Regions from separate parts of the Homo sapiens genome. Here region 2 is linked to region 1. A link is a contact called in ENCODE Hi-C or POLR2A ChIA-PET data. All regions are on one chromosome and are shown on one strand. Each heading gives the region's core, a stretch centred on a gene start or an enhancer-like site at or near the end of the contact. The rest is flanking DNA. Distances are from core to core; before and after follow the strand shown.

Region 1 (3,968 bases), core at 684-3,183:
ATGACTTCCAGGGAATTCTAAATGAGCTAAAGAGAAAGGCATTAGTAAATGGGGAAAGTCACTACTAATAAAAAAAATTACTAAAAATGAACTTCAGATTGAAGGGAGGCATACGGGACAAAATACATTCTGTCGTCAATGAACAGAACAGTTTCCTGGAGCCAAAGGCTTGCTAGGAAAGTGGGAGACAATGCCTGAAAAAACAGGTGTAATTCGGAAGGTGGAGGACTTTGAATGCCAGGATTAGAGGGAGGCTAACTTGTAGGTTCCTCAGGGCAAGGTACTGCATTTTATGTATCACTAATTATCCAAAGGGAACCAAAGTAATTAATTACTTAAGAATTATAGTTTCCTTATAATGATGACAGTATACTAAAACTGGCATTTTATTTAGAGATTAGATTAAATCCTTGTGGGAAAAATTGAACGTACTTTTCATTACCCATTGTAACCAATTTATATGAAGGGCTCACCATAAGCCAAATACAATAGAAGCTTTACATGCCTCCTTATACATACTTACTAAGTTAGTATTATTATTGTCGTTATTTGACAAACAAAGAGACAAAGGTCTGAAGAGGTTACGTATCTTGTTCAAGGTTACACACCTATCAACAGAGCTAAAATTTGAATGCAAGTAGTCTGATTCCAACAGCTAAGACTTAAACCACAATGCTACATAATACATGAATGATATCTGACATCTATACATCAATTTGTGATTATCAAAATAGAGTTCATGTCTTTGAGTCTCAGAATAGCTTTATGGGGTAGTTGGTGTTTTCACATAGTTATGTTTTCTATGAGACTGGAACCACAAAGAGAGAGAAACAGATCTAGGATGGGTACGACTTTAACTTGACAATAGAATATACCTCCAAGAACATGAGCCAAAAGGGCCAGAAACCTTGAGCTTCCTTGATCCCTGAGAGCAAGATCAAAACTGGTGGGTGAGGTGATACAGCAGGAATTTTTAGGCCAACTCCAGTCCTAGGTCCCTTGAGGAATGGAGGAAGTTTGGTCCTATTTTTTGTGAATGACCTCTTTTCACTTTTAGGTTGCCTGGATGTTGTGGTCAGTGATCACATCTTAAATCCCCTGTGTCAACAACACCTTCATGTAGTAAATGCTCAGTAAAGGTTATCTGTAAATGATTTAGGCCAAGAAGTTTGGATTTGGCTTGGCATTTGTTATGTAAAATTTTCAAAATAAAACTGCCAAAACTTCAAACATAAAATAAATGTAATACGTCAAGGCCAAAAAATGGTGGAAAGGAGGCAGGACTAGATTGCAGCTCTCACTTGGATGAACAGAGCAGTGTGTGGAAACTCACACCATAAACTTCTGCTCCAGAACTACTACAGGAATATACCAGGAAAGCCAAGAGAATCCACAGACCCTGTGAAGGAAGCAGTTTGCTCCTACAGGACCCAGGAGACACCCCAAATACTGTGAGTGCCCAAGCTGTGAAAGTAGGAAAGGGGGATAGCCCACCCCCGAACACACACCCTCACTGGGGAATCTGCAGCTCCAGATCATGGGAGAAGGATATGAACTTACCTGGAGCTGATTTAATTAGACAGCTGAGTGAAATAAAGGGTAGAGAAAGCAAGGGGAAAAGCCCTGTGGGCTCTCTGGGTCCCCTAATAAGCCATTTCTACCTTGTCTCACAGGGGTCCTTGGGGAGGGTGGCCAGAGGAACTGGGAAAAGACCACAGCGAGAAGGAAACCTCCAGCTGAACTTTGTAACAATTCCAACCAAACATGAAGTCACCTGGCCAGAACTTGGGGGAGGGAGTGAATTTGGTGTACAGATTCAACAGGAAGGGAGGCATGAAAGCCCTACTTACATTCTTTGCTGGGAGGCTGGTAGCCTGCGGCAAGTTCTTAGCCTTGCTCATCCGCTGCCTGCAAACAAACTTGATGCTGTTGGTAGGGCACAGGAGTGAGACCGGTTTTGGGGGTTGCAAGGGAGCTGGGTGAGGCCTGTAACTGCCGGCTTTCCCCCACATTCCTGACAGCCTGCATGACGCAGCAGAGGCAGCCATAATCCTCTGGGAACATAACTCCATTGACCTGGGAACCTCACCCCCCTGCCCCACAGCACAGCCTCAGCAAGACTCACCCGAGGAGAGTCTGAGCTCAGACAGTCCTAGCCTTGCCCCACCTGATGGTCATTCCCTATCCATCCTGGTAGCTGAAGGCAAAGGTCATATACTCTTGGGAGTTCTAAGGCCCTGGCCACTGCCTGATCCTCCCTATACTACCACAGCTGACGCTGTCTTGAAAGTGCCACCTCCTGGCAGGAGGCCAACCAGCACAAAAATAGTGCATTAAACAACAAAAGCTAAGGACCCCTGCAGAGTCCATTTCACTCCCCTGCCACCTCTATCAGAGCAGGTGCTGGAATCCAACGCTGTGAGACCTGAAAACAGCCCATAGCACAGGACTCTGAGCAGACAGCCCCCAGTACTAGCCTGGAGCCTGGTAGCCCTGCTGAATGGCTAGATCCAGAAGAGAAATAACAGTCACTACAGGTCGGTTCCCAGGAAGCCACATCTCTAAGAAAAGGGGGAGAGTACTACATCAAGAAAACAACCTGTGGGACAAAAGAATCTGAACAGCAGCCTTGAGCCCTAGTACTTCCCTCAGACATAGCCTACCAAATGAGAAGGAACCAGAAAAACAATCCCAGTAATACGACAAAACAAGGTTCTTTAATACCCCTCAAAAAATCACACTAGCTCACCAGCAATGGATCCAAGCCAAGAAGAAATCCCTGAGTCACCTGAAAAAGAATTCAGAAGGTCGATTGTTAAGCTAATTAAGGAGGCACCAGAGAAAGGTGAAGTCCAATTTAAGGAAGTCAAAAAAATGATACAAGAAATGAGGGGAGAAATCTTCAGTGAAATAGTTAGTATAAATAAAAAACAATCACAACTTCAGGAAATGAAGGACACACTTAGAGAAATGCAAAATGTTCTTGAAAGTCTCAGCAATAGAATAAAACAAGCATAAGAAAGAACTTCAGAGCTCAAAGACAAGGTTTTCAAATTAACTCAATCCAACAAAGACAAAGAAAAAAGAATTTAAAAAATGAACAAAACCGCACTCAGTGCTCAATGGTGCCCAGGCTGGAGTGCAGTGGCGTGATCTCAGCTCGCTACAACCTCCACCTCCCAGCAGCCTGCCTTGGCCTCCCAAAGTGCCGAGATTGCAGCCTCTGCCCGGGGCCACCCCGTCTGGGAAGTGAGGAGCGTCTCTGCCTGGCCGCCATCGTCTGGGATGTGAGGAGCCCCTCTGCCTGGCTGCCCAGTCTGGAAAGTGAGGAGTGTCTCTGCCCAGCCGCCATCCCATCTAGGAAGTGAGGAGCGCCTCTTCCCGGCCGCCATCCCATCTAGGAAGTGAGGAGCGTCTCTGCCCTGCCGCCCATCGTCTGAGATGTGGGGAGCGCCTCTGCCCTGCCGCCCCGTCTGGGATGTGAGGAGCGTCTCTGCCGGGCCGCCCCGTCTGAGAAGTGAGGAGACCCTCTGCCTGGCAACCGCCCTGTCTGAGAAGTGAGGAGCCCCTCAGCCCGGCAGCCACCCCGTCTGGGAAGTGAGGAGCGTCTCCGCCCGGCAGCCACCCCGTCCGGGAGGGAGGTGGGGGGGTCAGCTCCCCGCCCGGCCAGCCGCCCCGTCCGGGAGGGAGGTGGGGGGGTCAGCCCCCCGCCCGGCCAGCCGCCCCGTCCGGGAGGGAGGTGGGGGGGTCAGCCCCCCGCCTGGCCAGCTGCCCAGTCCGGGAGGTGAGGGGCGCCTCTGCCCAGCCGCCCCTACTGGGAAGTGAGGAGCCCCTCTGCCCGGCCAGCCGCCCCGTCCGGGAAGGAGGTGGGGGGGTCAGCCCCCCGCCTGGCCAGCCGCCCCGTCCGGGAGGGAGGTGGGGGGGTCAGCCCCCCGCCCGGCCAGCCGCCCCGTCCGGGAGGGAGGTGG
Region 2 (3,601 bases), core at 697-3,196, 190 kb before region 1:
CCTCTGCCTCCGGCTGGATATCCTAGGAACCCGCCCAAGCCACAGGGCTGAGTTAGACCAACTTGGATGATGTACTTTCTACCAATTTCCTTTTTTGTTCCCACCCAGGATGCTGGCCTCATTCACCAATAATCCCTTTCTTGTTCAAGGAAATCACAGAATGGAGACTCAAACAGCTTGGATGTCCCTGCCTGGAAAGGTGACATGTGTGCCTCTCTTCTCTTCTTATTGTTTGCACGGTGTGAAGGCACACCGTGCTGGGACCTCAGCGACCCCAAGAGACAGCATTTCACCATGACCTTGCCAATGGAGGTCAAAGACATGGCACTCGGCCTCTGGGGAGTGACTTTTTTCTTGGGCTGCCAATGTTCCATCCTCCTTAAGGTGCGTGTGGGTTCCTTCATCCAGCATGCACTTACTGAGAACCTAGTGTGTGCATAACTATGCTAAGGATTCCAAGCCTTACTTCCTTTCAAGTGTTAATGTTTTAAGAGCAGATATTGCCTGCAGAGAGAGAATGTTCTTAACACGGACTCTCAGGATGCAGGCCATTTGCAGAACAAGCCTGTTTTTCTAGTCCTGTTTTGGCATCAATACAGCTTATCATCTCATCCTTGTCAGCAGATGCTTCCTAGTTGTGCAAATATACTGAGAAATAAAAATAGGTCCTGTTGAAATGCCAATAGTTGACAACAGCAGCCATCTTCTTTCTGGACTTTTCTGGCAAAATGTGGTCCATGTGTGCTGCCTGTTGCCCTTCAGGGGCCATTTGGGAGAAACAACAGAAATTCAGATTCCCAGAATGCTTCGTGTGCTTTGGCAACCACTGCAAGAGCAAAACAGGGCTGCTGGTAATTTCCATATCCCAGGTGGTCTCTCCCACCCTGGATGGCCACACCACTGTGCCCAGCAGCATAGAGCAAGTGAGCAGACAGTGTGGACCCTCAAAAATATTATTGCAACAAGGTAGGCTTTTGCAACTCTGGAGATTGCTCCAAATCCCAAAGATGGAAACAAGAAAAAATCTATATGTCATTAACCAGTCTTGAGGTGCTGTCAGCAAATCTGAGCTTCTAGGCAATCTGGATCTTGTAGCCAATAAGGGGATATTTAGGAAGAGTCTGGGGAAACGGAGTGGTACAAACGAAAGGGGAGTGAAGCCACGAGGACACCCCCATGTACAAGACATCTCAACCCAGTCTCTTGCTCTCTCCCTCTCCCTCACTCTCAATTCTGCTGTCCCTCACCTTCTCTCATTTTGCTTGGACATTCTCCCTTCCTTTTCCTCTTTCCATCTCCACCCCAGAGGAACCCCCTTCTCCATTTCTCAGCACTTTTCTAGATAATGGAGTCTTCCGGAAGCTGGAGGAGCTGTGCTGTACACTGCAGTGCCTGTGCAGTGTGGCTGTGCCCAGAAGGAAGCTCTAGTACAACTAGGGGTCCCCTTGCCATGGGCCTCCATGGAGATGGGGGACACATCTAAATGTCTCTGGAGAAGTAAGAGATGCTGATGCCTATGGCTTACCAGATGTTTGAGGACAAACTCTTCAAGCCAGGCCAGATTTTCTATCTGTTCCCAAAGGAAGGATGTGACAGCAGACCCTGAAAGAATCCTTCATTCTATCGCATCTTGATCAAAAACAGAATGACTCAAAGGAAAAAGTGAAGAAAATTCCTCAAGTCACAATTTAAGTAGTCTGGACCAGAAAGCTGCCACTCAGCTTGGAGAAGGAGGAGATTTCAGCATTCTCAGAGGTACTAGGGATGAGTCACACATCAGCCTTTCGGGTGCCCTGCCAGGGACTCATTCTACAACCAAATAGTGTGCTTGCTCAAAAGTGCCACTGAAGCTGACCGTCCGATGAACACCATGTTTGTTGTATGCTTCTCCTATGATTGTGGTTCTTCTGTGGTTCCGGGAGTGGCACTGTCCCTAACAGGGTGTTTGGACAGCCCGAGGCTGCTGCTGCCACTTCGTGGAAGGGACTGTACTGGATGTCCTACAATGTGCAAGGCAGTCCCAAACAATGAAGGATTTGTTCCAGTTCCTATGCCTCTCAAATGCCCTACTGAACTAAATCTACTACAAATAAAAATCTATAGTGGCTGGGTGCAATGACTCATGCCTGTAACCCACCACTTTGGGAGGCCAAGGCAGGCGGAACACTTGAGATGAGGAGTTCAAGACCATCCTGGCCAACATGGTGAAATCCTGTCTCTACTAAAATTACAAAAATTAGTCAGGTGTGGTGTCAGGTGCCTGTAATCCCAGCTACTCGGGAGGCTGAGGCAGGAGAATCACTTGGACCTGGGAGGTGGAGGTTGCAGTGAGCCGAGATCGCACCACTGCACTCTAGCCTGGGTGACAGAGTGAGACTCCGTCTCAAAAAAAAGTAGTGAAAAGTTTTGAAAAGCTTTCACATGGCTGTGCCCAAAAGGTCCAGTGTATGAACTGGTTATAGAGAAGGAAGTTTAAATGGAATATATTTTCTCCAAATTATTAAATAGCTTATTCACTTTATGCAATTTGGCAATTGAATGTATTATGTCAGCTTTTCAACCATGCATTTAATTGAAATGATTTCAGTGCAGTTGAACAGGTACTACAAAAACAATACAACCGGATGTAAATATGTAGAGAGGAGATGTAAGACTCTACTAAATAAAATTAGAGCCAACAATTATAAAATAGTACACATCAATGAAATATTGTTGTTGCCTCCTATATGTTTTAAAATAAATTTGTAACATGATAAGAAGTCCATTTTTGTGCAATGTACATATTAAAATTATTTTGAGGTTTGTATCTGTTTTACATTGACATCGTCTCCAGAGTTTTCCTGATAGCCTCTTACATGTTTTTTTGTTTGTTTGTTTCTTTTTCCAATCCATCTTGTCTTCTCCATTGCTCATCCAAAGGATATCATCTCCAAGGCCTTGTTAAGTTCTAGAGACTGACTGAATATTTGCCTTGAATGTAGTGGGATATTAAGATAGGATAAATGTTTCTATCCATTTTGGCTCTTTTTCATCTTATAACAAAGGGAATCACTTTGACAATACACTTATAATAAAGCCAGACTCATTTGCAAAATTACTTCATTTTTTATTCTTCTTTCACTTCCACAGTCTTTCAATTTTCTTGGCGTGTGTTTTAGCCCATTTTCTGTTGTTTATAACAGAATACCTGAAACTGGATAATTTACAAAGAAAAGGAATTCATTTCCTACAGTTATGGAGGTTGAGAAATCCTAGGTCAAGGGGACACATTGGGTGAGGGCCTTCTTTCTGCTGGGGACTCTGCGGGGTCCCGAGATGGCTCACATGGCAAGGAGGCTGAGTGTGCTAGCGCAGGTCTCTCTTCCTTCTCTTATAAAGCTACCAGTCCCACTCCTGGGATAACTCATTGATCCATTAACCCGTTATTCCGTGAATGGTTTCAACCACTCATGAGCGCAGAATCTTCTTGAACCAATCACCTCTTAAAGGTCCCACTTCTCAATACTGCCACATGGGGGATTAAATTTCAACATGAGTTTTGGAAGGGACAAACATTCAGACCACACGGTAGCATATTTTTACTAATCAATTTTTTTTCTCT

The links. A loop is a pair of places that touch in the nucleus more often than their neighbours do. ChIA-PET counts read pairs that join two places held with the same protein, here RNA polymerase II (POLR2A). Pooled maps may share reads with other maps.
Region 2: a loop to region 1 is called in a pooled map, with 8 times the contacts of the local background. The contact joins two enhancer-like sites. A Hi-C loop is called at or near these places in 2 of 168 maps with a recorded cell type or tissue (PC-9 and endothelial cell of umbilical vein) and 1 of 50 pooled maps. POLR2A ChIA-PET finds 5 or more read pairs at or near these places in 5 of 52 experiments (CD4-positive, alpha-beta T cell, MCF 10A, OCI-LY7 and 2 more).

Annotation. Positions count from the first base shown.
Region 1 is chr6:151,899,261-151,903,228 of GRCh38, reverse strand. All of the region lies in intron 3 of ESR1 (estrogen receptor 1), which reads right to left. Among named protein-coding and RNA genes, the nearest start is that of ESR1, 94 kb to the right of the region's middle. RefSeq lists an enhancer at 1,599-2,798. Within about 2 kb of position 1,933, at least 3 of the 41 ENCODE cell types and tissues checked have a DNase peak (open chromatin) inside an H3K27ac peak, as active enhancers do.
Region 2 is chr6:152,088,381-152,091,981 of GRCh38, reverse strand. All of the region lies in intron 6 of ESR1 (estrogen receptor 1), which reads right to left. Among named protein-coding and RNA genes, the nearest start is that of ESR1, 280 kb to the right of the region's middle. Within about 2 kb of position 1,946, at least 4 of the 41 ENCODE cell types and tissues checked have a DNase peak (open chromatin) inside an H3K27ac peak, as active enhancers do.